Regions from separate parts of the Homo sapiens genome. Here region 1 is linked to region 2. Evidence: read pairs that join two places in POLR2A ChIA-PET (ENCODE). Cell type or tissue: OCI-LY7. All regions are shown on one strand. Links, peaks and the distances in the headings refer to the core of each region. The heading gives the core; the rest is flanking DNA.

Region 1 (4,386 bases), core at 201-4,200, 65 kb after region 2:
CTGCGCTCTGGGGCCTGCAGGGCAGAGGTGTCCTCGGCCTCTTCAAGGCCCAGAACGCACCTTCTCCAGGCCAGTCCCAGGTGGACTCGAGTAGCCTGGAGCAGGAGAAGTACCTGCAGGCTGTGGTCAGTTCCATGCCCCACTATGCCGACGCGTCGGGACGCAACATGCTTACCGGCTTCTCCTCAGCCCACATGGGCAGTCACATTCCCAGCCCCAGAGCCAGGGTCATCACACTGTCCAACCCCATGGCGCCCTTGCCCTCCAGATGGACTGCACCCCGAAGTAAGTGGGGCAGTGTCCAGACCAGCGGGCGCAGCAGTGGGCTTGGTGCCAATATGGGCTCCTGGTTAGTTGGCAGAGACGTGCTGGCCCCACCCCAGGCAACAGGGCCCCCTCGCCCACCCGGGCTTCCTGCGGCTGCAGCGAGTAGCCCTCTACATCCTCGGGAACAAAGCCCAGCTCAAGGGTGTGCGGCCAGACTCCCTGCAGCAGTGGGAGCTGGTGCCCATTGAGGTATTCGAGGAACAGCAGGTGAAGGCCAACTTCAAGAAGCTGCTGAAGGCATGTGTCCCGGGCTGCCCCGCTGCTGAGCCCAGCCCAGCCTCCTTCCTGTGCTTGCTGGAGGACTCGGAGCGGCTGACCCCAATCCACAAGCTGCTGCAGGTGCCAGTGCTGGTGGTGGAGCCCCTGGATTCAGACTCCTCTGTGCTGGTGGGCCTGGAGGATGGCTGGGACATCACCTCCCAGGTGGTATCCTTGGTGCAGCTGCTCTCAGACCCCTTCTATTGCACGCTGGAGAGCTTCCGCCTGCCAGTGGAGAAGAAGTGGTTGTCCTTCAGTCATCCCTTCAGCCACCGTGGAGCCCACACCCTGGCTGGGCAGAGCAGCGGCTTCACACCTGCCTTCCTGTAGTTCCTGGACTGTGTAACACCAGGTCCATCTGCAGTTCTCCATGGAGTTTGAGTTCAGCCAGTTCTACCTCAGGTTCCTCGGCTGCCACCATATGTCCCGCCGTTCCGGACCTTCCTACTTGACTCTGACCCTGAGAGCATTGAGCTGGGGCTGCTGTATGAGGAGAAGGGGGAACGCAGGGGCCAGCTGCTGTGCAGGTCTTTGTGGGAGTGTGTGGACCGGCTGAGCAAGAGGACGCCCATGTTCTACAATTACATGCATGCACCCGAGGACACAGAGCTCCCGCAGCCCTACAGCAACGTGTCCAACCTGAAGGTGTGGGATTTCTACACTGAGGAGATACTGGCCAAGGGCCCTCCCTATGACTGGGAACTGGCCCAGGGGCCCCCTGGGCCCCTGGAGGAAGAACGGTCTGACGGAGGTGCTCCCCAGTGCAGGCACCGCGTGGCGTGGCCCTGCTACGACAGCTGCCCCTGACCCCAGCCTGATGCTATCTCACTTCTGCTGGAGGAGCTGCAGAGGCTGGAGACAGAGCTGGGCTAATGCCCTCAGTGATGGAAGGACACCTGGGACCAGGTGAAGGCTGCACAGCGCCTGGAAGGCTGGCCAGACGGAAGTGGCACCCCTAGCTCCCTTCTAGTGTCCACTGCACCCCACCACCACCGTTCCTGGGTGTGTGACTGCCGGAGGGGCCCGTGGGCTCCACCCTGAGCCTCAGCCTGGACAGCGACCAGAGTAGTGGCTCGACCGCTTCTGGCTCCTGCCAGGCTGCCCGCCACAGCACCAGCACCCTGTGCAGCCAGTTCCAGAGAGCTGAGAGTGAGAACGGGTCCAACGAGGGCACTCTGTAGAAGAAGGAGGCCTTCATGAAGCCTTGGAAGGCCCGCTGGTTCATGTTGGACAAGACCAGCACCAGCTGTGCTACTGCAACCACTGTGTGGACACAGAGTGCAAGGGTGTCATCGACTGGCGGAGGTGGAGGCTGTGGCAGGGGCACGCCCTAAGACCATGGATGAGAAGGCTTTCTTTGACGTGAAGACAACACTTTGCGTTTACAACATCTGTGCCCAGGATATGCCCTTGGCCCAGCAGTGGGTGGACGGGATCCAGAGCTGCCTGTCAGACACCTGAGCCTCCCGGCCCCGCCCAGCTGCTCTGCTTCCGGTCGTTACTGACCACTAGGGGTGGGCAGGGCTGCCCCAGCCATCTTTACTGCCCCAGCCCTCAACAATATTGAGGCCCTGAGCCCCCAGCACATGGTGCATACAGCCCCTGCCCCATCCCGCCCCGCCCCACCCAGCTGGCCCTAACTTATTTTGGGGTCACAGCTGAGCACTGTCCCTGGAGGTGACCAAGGTACAGCCCGCAATGGGCCTGTAAATAGCCCAGCCCTGTCAGCGTGTGCTGGTCCAGCCAGCCGGCTGCAGGCGAGTTGTTTCTAGAACCAGAGTCTATATAAACAGAGAGCTAATGCCAAAAAAAAATAATAAATACATAAAGAAATCATACAGAGCAAGACAAATCATCCAGAAATCACCTCCAGGGAACTGAAGCACTTATTCCAGGACATTTGACCCTGCAGCCTGGTCCCTCTCTCCCTCCCTCCCGCCTCCATCTTTCCCCCCTTCCATCTTCTGTGTTCAGATAAACACCAAGAGCCTTCAAAGAGCCCCCGGGAAATAACTCAGTTTCTTGGGCACATATCAGCTGCCATGAATGGTTCTACACACTGAAGTCCATTATCTCAGTGACTGCGAGGACTGAATGAGCACAGCCTGGAGCTGAGTCAGTGTTCCATAAAAGTTGGCTCTTATTTTTATTATACTGGACACAGAAAGGCCAGATGCCTTCCCCAAAGCCCCTCCCTGTGGGTGGCAGTGGCCCAGGAAGTCTGGCACTAATGTCAGTGCTGTCACCTGCCACTCTGTCCTCAAGGGCCTCTGGGACATGCTGGGAAGGCAGGCCGTGAGCCAGATGTTGCAGAGCTGGGCCCTGAGACGCTGTCCCTTCAGTGACCTTTCCTGTCCAGGGCCCACAGCGGAAGCTGACATGTGTGCTGCCCCTCCCCTCCGCTCCCCTCCCCTCCCCACCCCATTCTACTCTATGGGCTTTGGTGGGAAAAAAACCAGGGCCCCATCCCCTGAGGCCTAGGCCAGTGCAGACATAGACCTCGAACTCTGCCCAACATGGATGGCCTCTGCCCAGGTGTGGGAGAACAAAGGCAAGGAAAGGCTCAAGGAACGTTCCAGGCATCAGGAAGCCAGGCTTCCCCTTCAGGGCTGTCGAGTGCTCAGGTTTCTATGCCTGTCAGTCACCAACACTTTTGCAGTGGGCAGCTACTATGTGCCAGGCACAAAGGGTAACTGGGCACACCTCTTTTCTTGGAATGGGTCAGAGGTTGTCATCAAGGAGGTGATGTTTAAACTGAGCTCAGGGGAATAAGGAGGAGCCAGGGTTCGGGGAAGAGCATCCCAGCAGAGGACAGAGCCAAAGCCAGCGCTTGAGGAGGCAGGGGTGGAAGGAATGTAGTGGTTTGAGGAGCCCTGGCAGGCTGGTGGGGCTGGAGAGGGAGGGTAGGTGGGCTAATTAATGCCCTCGCAAAGACGTCCACTCCCTAATCCCTGCAACCTGGGAATCTCACCTTATATGGCAATAAACAGACTTTGCAGAGGTGACTAAACTTTTGCAGTGGTGACTAAATTAAGGCTCCGGAGATGGGAAGACCATCCTGGATTATGCAATGGACCCTAAATATGATCACAAGTGTTCTTATTATACAAGAGGGAGGCAGAGGGCGACACCACCACACACAGAAGCAGGGAAGGCAGTGTGACCACGGAGGCAGAGACTGGGGTGATGCGGCCACAAGCCAAGGAACACCTGGAGCCACCAGAGGCCGGCAGAGGCCAGGAAGTATTCCCCTGACAGCCTCCAGAGAGGGCGGCCCTGCCACACCTCGACTTCAGCCCAGGGATACTGATTTTAGACTTCTGGCCTCCGGAGCTATAAGATAATACATCTGTCTTGTTTTACGCCACCGAGTTGTTGGCAATTTGACACAGCAGCCGCAGGAAACTCATACAGACGCAGGAGGAGAGCTTCGAGACGGTTTAGGAAACTCACATGGAGGGCAGCTCGAGGAGAGCTCTGAGACAGCTTAGGAGGCAGCTGGGGAAAGGGGGAAGGGGCTGGATTTTGTTCTTAGTGCTTCTCCATCCCCCTCTCATTCACCTCCTCCTTTCTCCCCTCAAAGCTCCTCAGCCCTTTTAAAATAATTTCACTTGTTGCAGTAAGCAGGTGTCAGTTTTTGTGAAGGTATGAACACGTTTTAAAACCTTGCGGAAGGTCGAGGCTGCAGTGAGCTGTGATCGCACTACTGCACTCCAGCCTAGGCAACAGAGCAAGACCCTGTCTTTAAAAACAAAACAAAACAAACAAAAAGACAAATATATATATATATAAAACTCAGAG
Region 2 (4,386 bases), core at 82-4,081:
TTTGTCGGTTCACTTTCAGCAGACCTTTAGAGAGTGAAAGGGGAAGCTTTTCCTCTTGGCCGCTACAATACATATGTAGGTGCATATATGTTTAATCACTTATGGATGAGTCTAGTTTCTAAAAGTACTTTTTTCATCACTGTGTTTCTTTTCTGATCAGTAAAAAAGATTTTTTTTTTTTTTTTGAGACCGAGTCTCACTCTGTCGCCTAGGCTGGAGTGCAGTAGCACAATCTCGGCTCACTGCAGCCTCTGCCTCCTGGGTTCAAGCGATTCTCCTGCCTCAGCCACCCTAGTAGCTGGGATTACAAGTGTGTGCCACCACACCCACCTAATTTGTGTATTTTTGGTAGAGACGGGGTTTCGCCATGTTGGCCGGGCTGGTCTCAAACTCTTGGCCTCAAGTGATCCACCTATCTCGGCCTCCCAAACTGCTGGAATTACAGACGTGAGCCATCACGCCCAGCCGATCATTTTTTAAAATATAAAAAAGCACACCATTTGTGCTATGAGAATTTCAGACAACACCCAGAAACAAATATCTCCTTAAGCACTACCTCACGGATGTTTTCCCATTATGAATGCTGACGTACAAATAATCCTAATTTTGTTTAATCAAAAAGGGATATTATACTTTTAATTCTCCATCCTGCTTTATTTTTATTTTTTAATTGCATCTTGCTCTTTTGCTGAATAATTTTTGGAGATTTTCCATATCTTTCTATATAGACTTAACTATAATCATTTTATTGGTGTATAGTTTACTATATTTGGATGTATAATTGATTTACTCAGTCACTTGTTGGTACTCCAGGACTCATAAAAAAAGAATTTGGACTAACTCTAGGTAGTCATATAGATAGAATAAATTGTCACTCATCACATGTGTTTGGCTGACTTGAAACTATTGTCTGGGAGTGTGGCTGCCACCCAGCCAATGTCCAGCTGATGTGGGTAGGAACAGGTTGTGGGAAGGAGAGCTGATGGCCGACCATTATTTTTCTTTGTTGCCAAACTGCTGCGTCTTTTTTTTTTTTTTTTTTGAGAGTGTCTCACTTTGTTGCCCAGGCTGGAGTGCAGTGGCATGATCTTGGCTGGCTCACTGCAACCTCCGCCTCCTAGGTTCAAGCAGCTCTCCTGCCCTAGCCTCCCGAGTAGCTGGGATTACAGGCGTGCTCCACCACTCCCAGCTAACTTGTATTTTTAGTAGAGATGGGGTTTCACCATCTTGCCTAGGCTGGTCTCGAACTTCTGGCCTCAAGTGATCCTCCTGCCTCAGCCTCCCAAAGTGCTGGGATTACAGGTGTGAGCCACTGCACCCAGCCCAGACTGCTGCTTCTCTAACAAGACAACTAAAATGATTTCCTTTGAATTGTTTCTCTAAATGTCTGTGGCATACCTGCAAGTTGCTTGCAGGATTTCTGTGTTTTGTGATGCATGTTGTAAAGGATGCTGCTTCAGATGTAGAAGTTTTAGGAGCCGAGAGCCAAGCTGAATCTGTGCCTCTTCCTAACATAAAGTGGAAGTTGGCCAGGCGCAGTGGCTCATGCCTGTAATCCCAGCACTTTGGGAGGCTGAGGAGGGCGGATCACGAGGTCAGGAGATCGAGACCATCCTGGCTAACACGGTGAAATCCCGTCTCTACTAAAAATACAAAAAAATTAGCCGGGCGTGTTGGCAGGCGCCTGTAGTCCCAGCTACTCAGGAGGCTGAGGCAGGAGAATGGTGTGAACCCGGGAGGCGGAGCTTGCAGTGAGCTGAGATTGCGCCACTGCACTCCAGCCTGGGCGACAGAGCGAGACTCCGTCTCAAAAAAAAAAAAAAAAAAGTGGAAGTTGCTTTTAAAAATACTTTCCATGTTAGTTTGTCTTGTGACTAACCTCATTTCCATAGACACTAACTACAAAAGATAATTATAACTAATTGACATTCTAAATTAATTTGGTTCTGGCTAACTGAAACTTTTGTTCATATCTAATGGAGTAAGTTTCATAAGGCTGATGATAGCTGAAGGTCTTTAAATATTTTGCCAAAACAGGAAGTTTAAAAATAGGTAATTTAAAACTTCTCCTAAAGCATGAAGTATGAACCTAAAGCAACACCACTCAAATTTTAATGTGCATCTGAGTCATCTGGGGCTGCAGGGCTGCAGGAGTCTAAGATTCTGCATTTTGTTTTTGTGTTTGTTTTTGAAACGGAGTCTCGCTGTGTCACCCAGGCTGGAGTGCAGTGGTGCGATCTCGGCTCACCACAACCTCCACCTCCCAGGTTCCAGTGATTCTCCTGCCTCAGCCTCCAAAGTAGCTGGGACTACAGGTGCGCGCCACCATGCCTGGCTAATTTTGTATTTTTAGTAGAGACAGGGTTTCACCATGTTGGCTAGACTGGTCTTGAACTCCTGACCTCAGGTGATCCACCTGCCTTGACCTCCCAAAGTGCTGGGATTATAGGCATGAGCCACCGCACCCAGCCAGATTCTGCATTTTGAACCAGCTCCTCCTGGGTGCTGCAGGTACCACTGCTCTGCCCATCCACACGTTGAGTAGCAGGAACCCAGAGGTTTGTCCCTTTGCAGGTCTTCTCACCTGACATGACCTTTTGACTCAACTTTGCCTCTTTTCAGAGTTTGGATTATGATCGCTGTATCAATGACCCTTACCTGGAAGTTTTGGAGACCATGGATAATAAGGTGGGTCTTACAATTCTTCATCTCTGGGGATCAAATCAGTCTTAACATGGCATTTTTTTTCTCTTCTAAAGGCCCCAGTAAACATCTTTACACCTTGTTTTTTGAACCTTTTCATGCGATACAGGCAGACCTCACTTTATGCGCTTTGCTTTATTTCACCTCGCAGGTACTGCAGGTTTTACAAACTGGAGGTTGGTGGCAACCCTGTGTTGAGCAAGGTGCCATTTTTCCAATAGCATGCATTTTGTTTGCATTTTTTAGCCATAAAGTATTTTTTAATTAAGGTAGGTACATTTTTGTAGGCATAATGCTATTACACACTTTATAGACCTCAGTATAGTGTAAACATCACTTTTATATGCACTGGGTAACCAAAACACTCGTGTGACTCACTTTATTGTGATATTTGCTTTATTGTGGTGGTCTAGAACCAAACCCATGCTATCTGCAAGGTAGGCCTATGTTGGCATTTATTCCCTAGGCCTTTATCCTGCCAACCAGAGTTCCCCCTGTCAGTGCACCTTGCCCAGCCTCTTAAGAGTCCATCATTTTTGCACTGTAAAGCACCTGAAATCCCAACATCATCTTTACTGTGCCTGCTCTCCACGTGGAATTTAGCTTAAAACTGGTTGGCCAAGATGTATTTCTTCCCCTCTGCCACCATAACCCTGTAAACTGAATCATTCTTTTCCTGTGTGAACAGAAAGGTCGAAGATATGAGGCGGTGAAGTGGATGGTGGTGTTTGCCATTGGAGTCTGCACTGGCCTGGTGAGGAGGCAGGGCCTGGAGGGATGGTGGGCCATAGGGCTGGAGGGGCTTACAGGGAAAGCCCTGGCCTGGTGAATAACATTGTCATTTGTCATTATAACATTTATAACATTATAATGCAATAACACTTGTCATTATAATCAAGAGTGCCTTTTCTTTTTTCCCTTTTTTTTTTTTAAATGAATAATCCTGGCACAGTTTTTCACACTTCCCCTGCTTTTGCTTTGTGAAATGAAAGCGAGACACATGACAATGGTGCTCTTGAAGCGCTCAAAGGTTTGGGCAGGACTTTATCTTTTATGATATGATTATGGATCATAATCTCTAATCTACCTAGTAAACTAGATGTCTCCCTAATGGGTAGATAATGCATTGGGTAGAGTAAATAATGGAAGTTAAAGTTACTTTTTTTTTTCTTTTAATTTAAATAGAGACAGGGTCTCGCTTTGTCACCCTGGCTGGAGCACAGTGGCGTAATCACAGTTCACTGCAGCCTCGACCTTCTGGGCTTGGGTGATCCTCCTACCTCAGCCTCCCGAGTGGTTAGGACTCTAGGCAGGCATGAGATCGCTCTTTAGGGAAAAAGCGAAGTCGTGGGTACGGAACTGTGAACATCGTGCCCTTCATTTAGCACAGCGTGCCAGTGAACAGGGTGGCACACCATAGCTATTGATCTCATGCAGGGAGTTTATGGTGCTATCCTGGGCTCCTCCCCGTACGTCGTTAATGTTATCTAGAAGATAGAGCCAGCAGCTGTGAGTGAAGGGATATGCCCGTATGAACAGAGTTGGTGGAGGCAGCAACTTCACAGGTGAATCAAAGACAAGGCAAGATTGGAAACATGGCCAAAGATGAGGATAGCAAAAAGTCTGGAACCAAAACTGCCGACTTCACATTGTTAAATATGAGGAAGAGAAGCTGGAAAAATC

What was found. ChIA-PET counts read pairs that join two places held together with the same protein. Peaks named below come from ENCODE experiments on the same cell type or tissue, not always from the same donor. Only the 100,000 strongest peaks of a DNase experiment are listed, where the experiment ranks them.
Region 1: POLR2A ChIA-PET joins it to region 2 with 7 read pairs; 8 of 35 experiments call an interaction of 5 or more read pairs at or near these places.

What each region holds. Positions count from the first base shown.
Region 1 is chr1:11,878,368-11,882,753 of GRCh38, forward strand. It overlaps the pseudogene SBF1P2. Among named protein-coding and RNA genes, the nearest start is that of NPPB, 22 kb to the left of the region's middle. RefSeq lists enhancers at 1,821-2,321, 4,251-4,386. In OCI-LY7, for the core only: CTCF peaks have their summits at 3,692 and 3,892; no DNase peak of the experiment used is centred there.
Region 2 is chr1:11,813,224-11,817,609 of GRCh38, forward strand. CLCN6 (chloride voltage-gated channel 6) reads left to right here. Exons shown (of 23, transcript NM_001286.5): 3 at 2,623-2,688; 4 at 3,392-3,457. Among named protein-coding and RNA genes, the nearest start is that of CLCN6, 9.2 kb to the left of the region's middle. In OCI-LY7, for the core only: no CTCF peak of the experiment used is centred there; a DNase peak (open chromatin) is centred at 2,008; H3K4me3 peaks cover 2,473 bases; H3K27ac peaks cover 3,580 bases.